Linked DNA regions of Mus musculus: region 2 is linked to region 1. Evidence: chromatin loops called from intact Hi-C (ENCODE). Cell type or tissue: left cerebral cortex. All regions are shown on one strand.

Region 1 (8,000 bases):
AAACCTAGGATACCCACGATATAAGATACAATTTCCTAAACACATGAAACTCAAGAAAAATGAAGACTGAAGTGTGGACACTATGCCCCTCCTTAGAAGTGGGAACAAAACACCCATGGAAGGAGTTACAGAAACAAAGTATGGAGCTGAGATGAAAGGATGGACCAAGTAGAGACTGCCATATCCAGGGATCCACCCCATAATCAGCTTCCAAATGCTGACACCATTGCATACACTAGCAAGATTTTACTGAAAGGACCCAGATGTAGCTGTCTCTTGTGAGACTATGCCGGGGCCTAGCAAACACAGAAGTGGATGCTCACAGTCAGCTAATGGATGGATCACAGGGCTCCCAATGGAGGAGCTAGAGAAAGTACCCAAGGAGCTAAAGGGATCTTCAACCCTATAGGTGGAACAACATTATGAACTAACCAGTACCCCTGAGCTCTTGACTCTAGCTGCATATGTATCAAAAGATGGCCTAGTCGGCCATCACTGGAAAGAGAGGCCCATTGGACACGCAGACTTTGTGTGCCCCGGTACAGGGGAAAGCCAGGGCCAAAGGGGGGGAGTGGGTGGGTAGGGGAGTGGGGGTGGGTGGGTAAGGGGGACTTTTGGTATAGCATTGGAAATGTAAATGAGCTAAATACCTAATAAAAAATGGAAAAAAAAAATAAAAATTCTTGTTTGACCTATAGTTTTCATCGTGGAGGTCTTTCACCAGTCCCGTGTGTTTTATTTCTAAATACTTAGTTTTGAGATTATTTTGAGTATTTTATATTTTAAAAGTCTGTTCTTTTCTAATGAGACACAGAAAGAGGTCTGGATGGAATGGGAGGTAGGGAAAATAGAAGGACTAGAGGGAGGGGAAATGTAGCCAGGATGAACTGTATGAGGCAAAATCTATTTTCAACAAAAGAGAAAAAGTAACAATCAAAAGAAGAAAAAAGATTTTTCATTATTTGTTCCTCAGCAGGTGATTGTTGTTAGAAAAGCTATTATGTTTGTACATTTGCTATTTTCACATTTTATTTGTCCTTAGATAGTTTAAAACAATGTATTTTTGATCACAATGTATTTGATCACACCTAGTTCTTCTGATTCTTCCCAGGTCCCTTTTCACAATTTTTGCTGTTCATATACTCTTGGATGTCTGGCCATTACTGGAAAGTGAGCCACTCTCCAGGGGCTGTACCCTGAATGAGCCATAGCTCACCTGTATATTACTCATAGCTCATACTGTGTATTACTTGTTACAGTGAATTTAGTGGGGGATTTGATGATTTTAAAATGGAAAGAATAAGGCAAAATTTTTAAAAGGTTTACTTATTTTATATATGTGAGTACACTGTCTCTCTCTTTAGACACACCAGAAGAGCGCATTGGATCCCATTACAGTTGGTTGTGAGCCACCATGTGGCTGCTGGGAATTGAACACGGGGTCTCTGGAAGAGCAGTCAGTGCTTTTAACCACTGTGAAATTTTATATCATGAATATTTAATATACCAAATATAATAGTGATGCATCATTATTATAAAAATTACATAAAGTTTGAAAAAAGATTAAAGGAGATGATTAAATTAGTTTGTGTATTTGTGTTGAAGTTCAGCATCATTTGTATAATTGCTAGTACCAGGAAGATAACATGTTCAGGTGAATAGTAAGAATATATTCGAAACATTTGAAAGTGGACCACAAGACAGGTTCCCGGAGAGCTGTCACCGTGTGCCTCCTAGCAGCTGCCAGAATGCCAAACTGGGAGGAAGCAAGAAGTGTATGGTTTGCCAGAAGACAGTCTACTTTGCTGAGGAGGTCCAGTGAGAGGGCAACAGCTTCCATAAATCCTGTTTTCTGTGCATGATTTGCAAGAAGAATCTGGACAGCACCACTGTGGCAGTGCACGGCAAAGAGAGCTATTTCAAGTCATGTTACAGCAAGAAGTAAGAGCCAAAAAACTAAGGCAACAGGAGGGGCACAGGCACTCTGAGCACGGACAAGGATGAGTGTCTGGGCATCAAGCCACAGGAAGCTCCCGGGTACAGGCCCACCACCAACCCAGAGGCATCCAAGTTTGATGTAACCATACAGTCTATGATGCAGAGAAGGTGATTGCTGCTGAGAAGTCCTGACTTAAGTCCTGCTTCCGATGTGCCAAATGTGGCAAAAGCCTTCTGTCAACCCTGGCAGACAAGGATGGTGAGATCTACTGCAAAGGATGCTATGCCAAACACTTTGGGTCCTTGGTCCACTCAGAGTGAGACTGCTGTGGCCTGTGCATATTGCCTACTCCTGAGCTTTTAATCAGCAGTCCATTCCCAGAAGCCTTGGACACCTCCAAGATTCTTTCTCACTCAGCCCTCCTGCACATCATTAATGACTTGGGTTTGGGTATCTGGCTTCTTTTGGTTTAGGGGTCTGCCTGAACTCCTTCCCCACTAAGGGCTTCCTCCTGCCTGGCATTTGATACCATTACCTTTAGGAGACATCTGTCTAGTCACCCCTTTCCAGAGACCAGGTCCCTCACTCCACACCTCACCCCCATCGACCTCTGTTTCTAGGCTGAATGTCCACCCTCTATTGGCCAGGACACCTGAGCCCATGCCATTGGAGCCCAGTAGAGCAAACCAGCAGTGTAGGCAGGAAAAGCTGGGTTTATTGGGCTAGAAAAGGTTGTGGTTTATTGGCTTCCAGAGAGTTTCCTCTGGGTAGGAGTCTGAGATTCTTGGTGCATCTCAGTCTGAGAAGTCCCCATGAGAGGCAGGGAGGTGCAGATAGAATTGTGGGGCCATCAGAAAGAGCTCTTTCTCTGGCGTCTTGCCTTTGAGTGTGGAAATAGTGAATTTTTTTTTTCATTTAGGAATGGAGAGCAACCCATGTCAGAGTACCCCAAAGTCTAGAGTTTGCCTGACCTCCTTAGGCATCAAGTTCCCTCTTTGATGGGCAAGGAAGATCCTAATGAATTCCTGAACAAGCATTTACATTTATCAGTCATCCAGATCTTGGATTAGTCAATTCTGGGTCTAACCTTGGGTCGGGTAGCTGGGATGGACACTTTTTGATGCAGCATAGCCCAGGGTAGAGCTGTGTTCTAGCCACTCCTGAGGGTTCCTCTGAACCCCACGTCCTCATTCCTCTCCAGCGCAGACACAGACCCTTCTCCTATCACCCCATCTTTCTCTAGTAACCTTCATTATCTTGCCCAGCCCATCCAGGCCCCAAGGTAAGGAGCAGAGGGGAGAAGGGGAAGGGCTGGGCCTTGATGCTCCCCAAGACGGAAGGGACAAGGCTGTACATCGATTCTCTGCAAGGGCTGTAGGCATGGGCTGTTGAAGCTGATTTATCATCTGATCAATAAAGCAATTTAGAACTGAACTCTTTCCTCATCTGTCTGTGGGGGTCCTAGGGACCCAGGGAGCCAGGGCTGGATTTGGCAAGGCCTAGTTGAAATGAACCAAAGGCAATCACTCTGGAGTTTTCTAAGGTCTGTTTACTTTGTGGTATTGGTTCTAAGGAAACCAAATGATCAAAGGCCACCACCTTCCCCTATTTGCCCTCCACCCCATCTCAGGATGCGGGGATTTTGTGGACTTGGCTTTTGAAAGGCTCAGTTATGTCCTGACAATGTACTCAGCACTTCAGCTTTTGCAAAGCCCCTTGTAAAGAGAAATTCAGCTAGAGGACTTTTTGTATCAACTCCAGAGATCTCACTTCTTGGAAGTGTGTGTGTGTGTGTGTGTGTGTGTGTGTGTGTGTGTGTGTGTGTGTGTGTGTGTATGGTGGGGAGAGGCAGCTAGCCATCTGCTTTTCTGCTAGGGCCTCACAACCAGCTGTACGGAAGAGCAGGCTTGGAAAATAGGCTTGTCTGAAGGGTTGTAGTGTTGTTCATCTTAGGTACACCTACTGTACCCAGAGCTATGCTGTGTCAATCCATGAAAATGCGCCCTCACTGAGTTTTTCAAAACAGTGAGTGGAATTTAACCAATAGGTTTTATGCTTTTATTAGCCAGAGGATCAGGCCAGCAATGCTCCAACATTGGACCTACAACACCTGCCCAACAGCTGGAGATCAAAGAGTGTTAGCCCTAAGTGGCCCTGACAATTCTCAAACATGGCTCAAGACCTACAGGAAATTCTCAGGGAGGTTTGTGCGCAGAGGACAATGGTTTATTCCATAAACACAAATGGATCCTCCTACCTGGACGGGACACACAGAATACCATGATCCAAAGGTGGAGACAGGCTGCCCTCTGCTGGCTGCGGAGGCCCAGCACAGTACCATCAGGCCAGCCCTAGTACTCTGTCTCACTTTTCCCCATTGACCTTCTCACAATCACGCAGTGCAGAAGGGACTTCACACATCATTTATTTATACACAGTGAAGCTCGGGTACCAGCAGATGGCCGTAATTGCGTAGGGCGTGGGGAGCCACAGAGATTTGCAGGCGTCGAGTTTGCTCTGTACGGATCGACACCAGGTGGCGCTGTGGGGTCAAGGCCAAAGGCAGCCACTCCGTTTTTCTTTTTCTTTTTTAAATTTCATGTTATTTTTGTTAGCTACTCCCGTTCTGCTGTGGGTGTTGATGACCCAGTGCTTCCGCGAGCACATCTAATGTCCCCGGAAAGAGGTGTGCTCTAACACTGACCTGTGGCATACCAAAGCACAAGAATGACCCAAAGGAGAGAAACTGACAGAGTCCCCCTTTTTTTCCATTTAAGGGCGACCTGGACATGGTCCAGGATGCCCGTAGGGGAAAGAATGGCATAAAGGACTCCCAGTTGCATGAGTGTCCTGGCCGTTTAGGTGTGGTGGAAGAAAGCTGCCTGTTCTGATGGAAGTCGTGGCTCCATCAGTCTTCCTTCAAGACCACAAGTCTGGGTCATCTAAAAGGGTGGCTTCCATGGGACATCAGTCTTCAGAGATGAGGGAGAATGTGTTTGGAGATTAAGGCAGGAAGAACGTGAGTTCAAAGCCAATCTTGCTACAGAATAACCTTGCTACAAAAATGTGTGTGTGTGTGTGTGTGTGTGTGTGTGTGTTGCTATTAGATGTTTAAGTAATCCCCAAATCAAGAGTACATACTTTGTGAAGCTACAGTCCCCAACATCCTTAGGCCCTGGTAAGGGTGGGGGTAGTTTGAGAAATAGAACACAGACCCTTGGGAACCAGTCATTGGATGGTTCTAACTCCCTTCCTCCAGTCCCTGGTCCTGCCTTCAAACACACACACACACACACACACACACACACACACACACACACACACACACACCTGTTACTAAAACCATTGCAGGGTGTGGAGGGATGCTTTTAAAATAGATCCCAGATCCACCCTATAGATTCTGATCAGGTCGGGATGGGACATGGGAAACTATTTGAAAAGTGCTTGCCTGAGATGATGCTCATACTGGAGCCCTTGGAGTCTATGCCAGCTTTGCCAGCCTTGCCAGTTGGTCTTACAGCAAGGGAGCCCTTCCCTCTGCAGCTCACTTGCCTTAGGACTAATGGTTACAGGAACTTCTGGAGCTGTTTGTAACCAGTTGTTATGAGTAGAGAGGACTTATTTGAACTTTCTGTTTCTGTTCTCCAGAGTCCATGAGAACAGGTTTAGACTTCTCTCACCTAACATCTTGCAAAGCTTTGAAAACAGCTGTCCTCCAGTCTGACTGGGCTCGCTCCTCTTTAACCCCATCCCCACAGAGATACTTGAAGCCTTGAGGGTCCTTTTTATTAGTTGAAGAAGAAAGAGGAGTTTTCAGTGTAGCTCCTGGAAGAGCACTTAGCAGGCATGTGTGAGGCCTTGGATTCAATCCTCAGAAAAACTGCATTGAGGGGCACACCTAGGCACTTGAGGTACTTGGACATGTCAAGGCAGAACCATTCTAGGAAAGATCTATAGACTTCCTAGGGCTAGACTACCCTAATAGTGTCTCCTTCTTTTGGTTAGTTTGGAAACATAAATTTGTCATTTCTGGTTTATTCTGTATCACTGATAATTCAAAGACCATTGACCTTTTGAGACTGAATCATCTTATTTATGAACCACTAAACCAAAGCCAGGAACCAGGGAACAATTTGGGACACAGTTCAAGGTCAAATGGCAGAATAGGATCTGCATAGAACCTCCTGAACCAGGACATATCCCTATAATGTAGTACTGTCTATAGAGAAGCTGGCTTGCATTGAGAGGTAGAAGGGAGAGCAGAGAGCTAGGACTATAGTGACTGTCAATATTTATGAAGCCTAATTTGGATGCTGTCTTATCTAGTGCATGTGAAAGCCCTTGTAGTTGAGGGTGATACCCTATATTATAGAAGAGGAAAGTGAGAGTCAGTGCATTTTTAAATGACTTACACAAAGTCTCTGGCAAGTGGTGAAGCCAAGATTGGAAGCAGCTGTGTAGCTTTGGGTCCTCCTCCTCCCCTTTGTGTGTCAGGGCCTTGTTTGTGAAGTGAAATGTTGGCCTAAATTAGTCCTGGGGAAATACTTCCGAGGCTCTGATGTGCATATATATCTCCTGGGGAATCTTGTAAAACACACGATCTAGTTCAATAGCTTTGGGTGGAGCCTGAGCCAAGATATCTCTCACAAGCTCCCAGGAGAAGGTGGTGCTGATGTTGCAGATCCAGAGACCATACCAGAGCAGCCAGGCTTAAGAGGACCCACCCAGCTCTGATGTTCTTTGTTTATGAGCTTAGGAAGACTTGCCTCAAAGGCCTAGAAAATTCAGGAAGTAGATTATCCTGACTGAAGATCTTAGTGGGCACTTCCAAGTCTGGACAAGCCTTTGTGCCCAGTCTGAAGTGTCTGCTCCTGACCCTTCTATACTGCCACTCTGTTGACCTTGGACTGACATCTCCAGAGTTTTCAAGGGCATGCCTGCTTACATGCCTCACATAGTCATGGGAATACACTTGCACATGTGCACACACACAACTCTTTAAGAGCTGTTTTATGAATCTTTATGTCCCCTTTTGCCTTCCAATGAGGATGGAGACAAGTACAAGATGGAACTTGTATTCACTGTGTCACAGTGAGCAAAGCCCTTCTTGGTGTACTGAATGGGGCTTGTGGAAGCAGTACTGTAGCCTTTGCTTGGGTAAACAGTTTCATTAGAGACAGTTCACTAGTGTAGCATGCATAGCCCATTTTGGTGAATATATGCATACCTTGATAGCCGTGTCCTTAGCTAAACAGTGTTCAGTCTTAAGAAACATGTTTCTGTGAGTGAATTTAATGGACTATCAGAAAACTAATGTTCTCTTCATGGTGTCTCTTCAAGAGGGGTCACCTTGCTGAGGTGGAGAGACTGTGTTCCTGAACCTATGAATGTCATCTCTCCTGCTTTGCCAATCCCATGAAGAGAACTCAGATTCTGTTACCCTGGAGCTTAGCCAGAGCCTGACTCAAGGAGCCCTCCATGACGCTGCAAAACTAGCTCTGACTTTCTCTCCTGAGATACTCCAGCCATGTGTTCATCTCTTCTTGACCTTGTTCCCAGGCTGGACACCTCATAGTCACCTTCTCTACCTGATCATGGAATCTGGAAACTTGCTTATCCCGAAAGTAACAGGACCATTCAGAATTCTTGTCATGAAAGACCTGAAAATCTGAGGCAGGAAGAAGTGTGCTTACCTTCTCACCTATAAAGACTCAGTGTGGACTCCTCTTCCCTGCCATTCTCTCTCCTTTCCCTGTCCCTAGTGGCTACTTTTTGAACCCTCCTGTGAAGGTCAGCTCTCCAGAAAGACAGAAAGCCGTCATCAAGTACAGAGAATCACAGAGCAGGAAGGAAACCTATAGCTCCTTCTCTTAGTCCCATAGTACCAGTGACGGTATTCCTTTCTACTATTCTGGATACAAACACATAAAAAGCAAAGGCAAATGTTTGGTAGGACCCAGGACCAGCTAAATTGATTGCCTGCCATAGGCCTGGGGACCAGGAAGGTAGAGAAAAGATATCATCCTTTTTTGAATATTTTTAAGGCACATGCCATAAGACA
Region 2 (8,000 bases), 150 kb before region 1:
ACAGAGTATGGAAAATCCAGGGGCCTGAAAAACCACTGAGCAGTCTCAGTAACATAAAACAGGGTCAGTAAGAGTTATATTTGGTACTTTCAACAACTGTATGGATATGTCTCTGATTGTGTCTTATGCAAAAGAACTTAAAAACGGGTGAGAACTGAGGCAAGAGATGTAAGCAGGGAGTAGAGAAGGCTTGCCTTGCTGCTTGCCCCACTTCTCAGGCTCCTGGAAGGAGACCAGGAAGAGCAACAGCTAGGGGGTGCGAAAGTGGGGGCGAGGAGAGGGGAAAGAGGAAGCTTGGGCTCAGCAGGTCCGTAAGAAAGAACCGCAGGTTGCGCTGGGTGGTGGAGAGAAAGGAACCCCGGGATCTGTGGAGAGGATGCGGAAGAACCCTGAGCTCAGCTGAGTGAGCCAGGAGGGATTCAGGGCTTGGCAGGGAGGAAGCCAGGGCAATGCTGGGAGGAGTAAGAGAAGCCCCGGGCCGTGCAGGGGGAACACAGAGAAACCCCGGGCTATGCTGGGGGACAGAGAGGAGCCCCAGACTGTGCTGGGAGGATGGGGAGGAACCCGCTTCCTGCACAAGCCCGGCTCTCCGAAGCCAGCCAACCCGAGGTCCAACCGGGTGGCGGCAGCTACCTGTGCAGGCCTTTGTCCATGAAACACACATCCCCGCAGCTGCTGTCGCCATCCTCCCGTTCGATTTCGCTACACACCGCCGCCTCCATGGTACCCGCGACGGGGAGTGGGTGTTAACCGGCGCCCAGCGCTGGGTCCCAGCTTGCTCACGCCTCCAAAAGCGGGAGCGGGGAGTGAGCAAGGGGCGGGGCGAGGACTCTAACCGCCTGCCGCACTTTCCCCGCCCTGCGCGGCCGCAAAGCAGGACAACGGCGCCGCTCAAAGAGGGCTTGACTTTTACGGCATCTGCCTTTAAAGTAAAGCCTTTCCATTTGTTGGTTTGGAATGAGTGGGCTACTGAACATTATTTATAGCCCACTGCCATATGGAGGCGTTTTTCTCAATAGTTTGCTTTTATACTTCGTGACGTGATCTTGCAGACATAGTAATGTTCCCCGTTTTTGGTCACTGAACTCCTGTTAAATCCTTAAGTATTTGTGCAATGCCTTTATTTATGTATGCTGGTCTCCCTGTGATGAGAAAAAAATGTTCAGCTTTTTAAAGAATTCGCTCAAGAGACACTCTTCAATGCCTCTGCAAAAGCAAACACTCCAAAGATACTTCACTGGGCTGTTTCAAGGTAGAGTTGGTGAGACAATGGTTTTTCCATTGTGGTATAAAATTTTTCTTTGGTAGGTGATGACAGTCATGACATAAGTTGACCCCCTTTCCCTCCCAACTGATAGACTGATCTCCTTTCAGGGACCTTATTTCCACAGTTCTTCAGAAAATCTCACAAAATGGTAGGGGATGTTCAGACTATGTTGAAAAAGATATTCTAACGATGCCAAAGAGTTTGTACACCTTTGTTAGTGCACACGTGTGGGAAAATATCCTGATGTTTTAGTTTTTTATACAGTGGGGACAACCTATCTACAGCCTCAAGGATGTGTAGCCGCCACACAAAGGCATTGCAAAGATAAGGAGACAGCCACCAAAATACAGTTTTCCTGGCTACCACATAAATAACTTGTTGGGGACAGCATACCATGACAGCGACTGCCCGCAGTAGGCCAGGATGGAGACATCTCAGTAGCCCACTGCAGCTCTTTGTAGAAAACAGTCGTTCCCACTTCTAATCTTATCCCTGAATAACAGCTGTATAGAATTCATTTGTGGGTGCCTGTCTTTCAGTTGGTCTTGGTGGGCATAATTATTCTATTATATCTGACTTTCTTATTTCTTTCTCCCTTCTGCTCTGGTGAATTCTGTGAAACTAGACGTTCCTTGATTCTTAAACAGTTAAAAATTGAGGCATAGGGACACAGCACAGCACAGTCCTAATGGTGCCTGCTGTGTGTTCTCATCTTGAAAACAATATAATAACTGAACAATGATAGTTCCAGATTAATGCTTGACTTGCAAAGAAAGTTTGAAGAAATTATTAGAAAATGAATTAGAGCCAACATTGGTATCCCAAGAAAGGAATAGTTTTTTTGAAATTATGAAATAAATTTTGCACAACATTTAAGAGTGGTTTCTGAATAAGAAAGTAAAGATACATAAAATTATATATTCGTAAACCTAAGTCAAAACACTGGGACTCTTAGGAAAGCCATTGTGTGCAATGTGCAAAAGCAGAAAGCTAGCAGAACTATTGAGTTAAGGGTTAACTTGATTCTTTCTGGCCACTGCCTGGCAGCTTTGCCCATGTCATTTATCATTAGAGCGTCACAAGAAAATGCAAGTAGCTGGCCTCATAGCTCTGAGCTCTGAAGTATAATAATTCAAAGATTAAAGGTTAAATAATGATAAGTTTACAATTATTGTTATTTTGGCTACAGGCCTGGGAATAGGGAACGCTTGAAACTTTGGGGAACAATTGTAATTCTTGATTCTTTGTGGGTGTGGTTATTCTTATGAATTTGATTTGACAATGATTATACAATGTCTTTTTTTCTATCTGCTTTTGGAGTATCAATAAAAGACTAGGGCAAGAGAAAGGCAAGAGAGCCATGAGCAGAACATGTGAAGAGTGAGTGAGGAAAGAATTCGAAATGTGTGTGAAAATGTGTGTGTGTGTGTGTGTGTGTGTGTGTGTGTGTGTGTGTGTGAAAGAAGAGTGCATGTGATGTGTGTGTGAGATGTGTGTGGAGAGTGTGTGTGTGTGAGTGAAAGGGGAATGAGTGAGGGGAGAATGTGAGATGTGTGTGGAAATGTGTGTGTGTGAGTGAAAGGGGAACGCACAGAGGTTATGTAGGAGTGTAAGAGTTTGAGGAAAGAAAAGCACACAGGAGAAAAAAGCAGAGTGTGTAAGAGAATGCAGGGTGTGTGCAACCTCAAGCTGCAAGTGGGCAAGAGAGAAAGAGAGCAGAGAGGAGAGAGGGAGAGAGGGAGAGAGGGAGAGAGGGAGAGAGGGAGAGAGGGGAGGGGAGGGGAGGGGAAGAGGAGGAGGAGGAAGAGGAGGAGGAGGAGGAGGAAGAGGAGGAGGAGGAGGAGGAGAAGGAGGAGAGAGGATAGTAACTTTAAGCCTTGAAAAATTGCCTGTCAGTTTTTACCCAAAATGTTGTCTGTGTCTATTTATTATGTGCATTCTAGATATTCCTGCTTCCAATTGAGTACACCGATCCTGTGCTGAGGCTGGACCCTGATAATAACTCATTTTGAGACTGCTCAAGTTCCTGTGATAGATCTAATAACATTATTCCTTAAAATATTTTGTTATTTTCAAAAGAGAAGTTTTGAGGCTATGGAGATGGCAAAAAAGGTTAACAATTTTTAAGTGTGGAAGCAATTAAATCTGAAATAAAAACCCAGAACACATAAAAATTGAGTCCTGTTTAGGCATGGCTTGTAACTCCAGCACTATCAGAGACAGGAGAGTCTCTGTGACATGATGGCTGCTAACCTAGCTCCAGGGAGAGACACTTTCTCAAGGACACAGCTCAAACAGTGGTAGAGTGGGACACCCAAAGTTCTCCTCTGATCTCAGGTTCATACTTGTGAACATATCTATACACAGCTATGAACATACCACACACATGCACCAAGCTCACGTTTGGATAAACACATATAAGTACATATAGAGAAAAAAAGAAACTTAAAAAAAATTAAGGTTTTATATTGACAGCTGAGGTAAAGTTCTGCAGTAGGTTGGCAAGCTCTGACAAGCAGCAAAAAGAGCACTTACTGAGGCTGTTTGTAAGACTTTTCTTCACTTGGCTCCACTTACATAACTGAAAGTGCCAGTGGTACATTTGAAACTGCAATGACCGATTCTGGCCAGGGAAGCAGGCAGGCCAACTCCAGATCTTCACCTCTAGTCCCTTTCTTCCAAATCCAACTTCCCAGTCTCATTCCCAACTCTGTATCCCATTCCTCACAGCTCCAGAGAAACACACAGATCTTCCCTCCAATCTCACTTCCTCCTCCTCACAACTTTATGAGTCATTAGCTCCAGCAGGCATTCCATGGGACCCACAGGACTCCGACCGCTAAGCAGGGAGCCTAATTGCAGTTCTTCACTGTTCCAACCCCCTGAGTCTCACCCAAAAGTCAGATTGTGGCCTCCTCCTTCTCTCTGTTCCTGTCTCCAGCGGATCACTTAGACTGTCCCCTCCAAACTTTCTCCTTACTCATGCTATTCCAGGCCAAGTACCACAGGAATGCCTACTAAAATCAGAAACTGACTTCACTGATCTTGGAAACTTCAATACCCAATTTTAACCAACAGACAAGTCATCAGACAGAAGCTAAACAGAGAAATGCAGCAACGAGCAGATGTTATAAACCAAATGGACCTAACATATTTACAGAACATTTCACCCAAACATAAAAGCATATACTTTCTTCTCTGTGGTTCATAGAACTTTCTTTATAATTGATCACATATTTGGAAACAAGGCAAGATTTAATAGATAGAAGAACTAACTCCCTGCATCATGACTGATACCACTGATTTCGGCAACAACAGAGAACTTAAGATGCCATGGAAACTGAACAATGCTCTACTGAATGAAAACGAGTCAAGACAGAATGTAAACACTTGATAGAACTGAGTGAAAGTAAATACAAAACGCACTGAAAACTTGGGATACAGTGAAAGTGGTTCTGAGAGGCAAGTTCATTGTGCTAAGTTCCCACATAAAATAATTGGAAATACCTCATATTAAAAATTTAAATGCAAACCTGAAAGTTCTAAAACAGAAAGAAGAAAGCATAACTTTCTTCTTTCCCCAAAGGAGTAGACCACTAGAAATATACACAGGACTGAAATTAGTAAAATAGAAACAAACAAACAAAAAAGTAGAGTCAGTCAATGAAACAAAGAGTTGATTCATTGATGAAGTCAATAACACTGACAGTGCCTATTGAAAATAACTAAAAAGTGGAGAGAGATGACAACATTAAAAAAAAAAAAAAGAAAGAAAATGACAAGGGGTTGTAACATCAGACACCAAGAAAATCTGGAGAACCATAAGGACATACTTTAATAACTTTTACTCAACCAAGTTGGAAAATCTAAAAGAAAAGGATAAATTTCTTGATATGTATCATTTACTACAGTTAAATAAAAATGATATAAGTAACTTAAACAGGCATATAAACCCTACTGAAATAGAAACAGTCACTGAAAGTCTCCAAAACAAAAATGCCCAGGGCCAGATGGTTTTAGTACAGAATTTTACCAGACTTTCCTTCCCTTCCCTTTCTTCCCTCCCTCCCTCCCTCCCTCCCTCCCTTCCTTCCTTCCTTCCTTCCTTCCTTCCTTCCTCCCTCCCTCCCTCCCTCCCTCCCTCCCTTCCTTCCTTCCTTCCTTCCTTCCTTCTTTCCTTCCTCCTTCCCTCTCTCTCTCTCTCTCTCTCTCTCTCTCTCTCTCTTTCTTTCTTTCTTTCTTTCTTTCTTTAAAAAAGGATTTATTCATTTATTTTATGTGAGTATACTGTTGCTCTCTTCGAACACACCAGAAGGGGCATCAGATTTCATTACAAATAGTTGTGAGCCACCATTTGCTTGCTAGGAATTGAACTAAGGACCTCTGGAAGAGCAGTCAGTGCTCTTAACCTCTAAGCCCTCTTTCCAGCCCTCTACTAGACTTTCAAAGGATTAAATGATGGTACTCCTATAACTATTCCACAAAATAAAAACAGAAGGTACATTACCAAATTTATTTTATGAGACCATACTTACCCTGATACCCAAGCCATGTAAAAATTGAAGGAAAAAACAATACAGCTAAATTTCTTTAGTGAACATACATGCAAAAACACTTAATAAAATACTTGCAAATCAAATCCAAGAACACATCTAAAAGATCATCACATAGGCTTCATGCCAGAGATGCAGGGATGGTTCAACCTATTTAAATCAGTAAATGTAATCCACCATGTAAACAAACTGAAAGAAAAAGAAAAGCAAAACCTACAGGGTCATCTCATTAGATGCAAAAAAAAAAAAAAAAAAAAAAAAAAAAAAAAAGCCTTTGACAAAATGTAATACACCTTCATGATAAAAGTCCTAGAGATATTAGGCATACAAGTGTTGTGAGGAGGAGCGGATAACTAAAATTTGTTTCTTGATTGGTTCAATAAAGACAACAGAAGCTCATCACTAGGTAAAGGCTAAGGCGGGACTTCTGAATCCCAGGAGGAAGAGAGGGGGATGCGCAGAGGATTGGGAGTTTGGGTAGGAAGGATCAACAAGTAGGTCCAGGGAACAATAGTTTGTTGCCTTCTTAGCTGCTTGCAGAGGCTAAGGAGAATGGGCAGGGTATTCTTTGCCCAGCAGTTGTGTTAACTGGCTGGCTTTAAAATATTAAGGCTGTCTGGTGTTTTCTATCCGTGGTGACTCGGGTGGGCAGGAGAAAGGGTGGTAGTTGGCTGTTGGCAGAGCTAGCTGGGGAGGTTAGCATGTGAACAGCAGCTCCCAGTGAAGGGCAGTTGTTGGCAGCTTAGCAAAGCCAGCTGGAGGAACTGGAAGCACTCTGGGGGGTTGGGATGGGGGAACACCTGCTGGCAACATGGCAAAGAGCTCCCAAGAAAGAGTAGTATGTTTTTAAAATTACACACAACATACAAGGAACAATCTTAAACATAATAAAGACAGTTTACAGTCAGCCTATGGCCAACATCAGTTTAGAGAGAAACTCAACACAATTTGGTAGACACCATGCAGGAGGAGCTGCAGTGGGCAAGTGGGCTTCCTGGAGATGGCCCACCATTTTGCATGGCTACAATGGGTGAATCCCAGAGAGGCACAGCCTCAGGGAGTTTGTTCCAGGATGGCTTCTTGCAGCTGTATTCCTCATATATCTGGCATAGTGTGATTGGGCATTGGGAGACCTTCACTGCCTATAGCTTGGTGTAATAACTTTCTGGCTGATAGTCTACTTTATTAGCCAATTTTCTTGCAGATCAACATGAAGATGAACTTCCATAAAATAATATTGTTTAGATGAATTAGTGAGTTTACAGAATTCTTGATTTGAGTTAAATAGTTTTAGGAAATTAGAGTAATTGATAGAAAGCTTAAGGGAATGGTTAAAGTTGTTTTGCTAGAAATTTATGATAAAGTTAGAATCAAGAATAGAATGTATTCCCTCCTCATAGAATAGTAAGTAAAGGTCCCCAGTGGAAGAGTTAGAGAAAGGACTGAAGAAACTGAAGGGGTTTGCAACCTCATAGAAAGAACAACAATATCAACCGACCAGAATGGAGTGACCCATGGCTCCAGCTACATATGTAGCAGAGGATGGCCTTGTTGGACATCAATGGTAGGAAAGGCCCTTGGTCCTGTGAATGCTAGATGCCCCAGTGTAGGGGAATGCCATGAAGGTGGGAGTGGGTGGGTGGGGAAGCACTCTCACAAAAGCAGGGGGAGGGGGATGGAATGGGGGTTTCTGGAGGCGAAACCAGGAAAGGGGATAACATTTGAAATGTAAATAAATAAAATTTCTAATAAAAGAAAAAAAAATAGTAAAAAAGTACTATAGGCTGCATAAGTTAGAAAAGGAGTTAAGTGAGCTTTCATGCATTCCAGGCCATGTAAATTGCTCTAGGAAGAAAAATAAGCTTGGAATAAATTAATGATCAAGGAAAAAATTCATTCTAGATTAGGTCCAGGGATGAGACCACAGATCTTGGTGTGAACTATGATAAGTAAGGTCATGAATAAGGAGTGGGTAATTGTATTATGAGTGCAAGAATAAAGAATAAATGATTAGCTAGATTTATGAATAAGACATACGATAGATGACCAGTTTCTTGGTAAAATCATTCTTAACCTATTGTCTTGAACTTATCAATACATATGGAATAAAAGGTATATAAAACTTATCTGAAGTTATGATAAATTTATGAAGTAGAAGATAAAAAAATTTGCTTTGAACT

What was found. Hi-C counts contacts between places; a loop is a spot of excess contacts. Peaks named below come from ENCODE experiments on the same cell type or tissue, not always from the same donor. Only the 100,000 strongest peaks of a DNase experiment are listed, where the experiment ranks them.
Region 2: it touches region 1 in a loop (2.4-fold over the local background); 2 of 42 quality-filtered maps call a loop at or near these places.

Annotation. Positions count from the first base shown.
Region 1 is chr3:14,378,160-14,386,159 of GRCm38, reverse strand. No RefSeq gene overlaps it. Among named protein-coding and RNA genes, the nearest start is that of Slc7a12, 99 kb to the left of the region's middle. In left cerebral cortex, CTCF peaks have their summits at 4,243 (motif pointing left) and 4,444 (motif pointing right); a DNase peak (open chromatin) is centred at 4,378.
Region 2 is chr3:14,526,656-14,534,655 of GRCm38, reverse strand. Lrrcc1 (leucine rich repeat and coiled-coil domain containing 1) reads right to left here and starts at 868. Exons shown (of 19, transcript NM_001163579.1): 1 at 634-868. The coding sequence starts at 722. In left cerebral cortex, no CTCF peak of the experiment used is centred here; DNase peaks (open chromatin) are centred at 275, 804, 1,563 and 4,064; H3K4me3 peaks cover 1,435 bases; H3K27ac peaks cover 1,438 bases.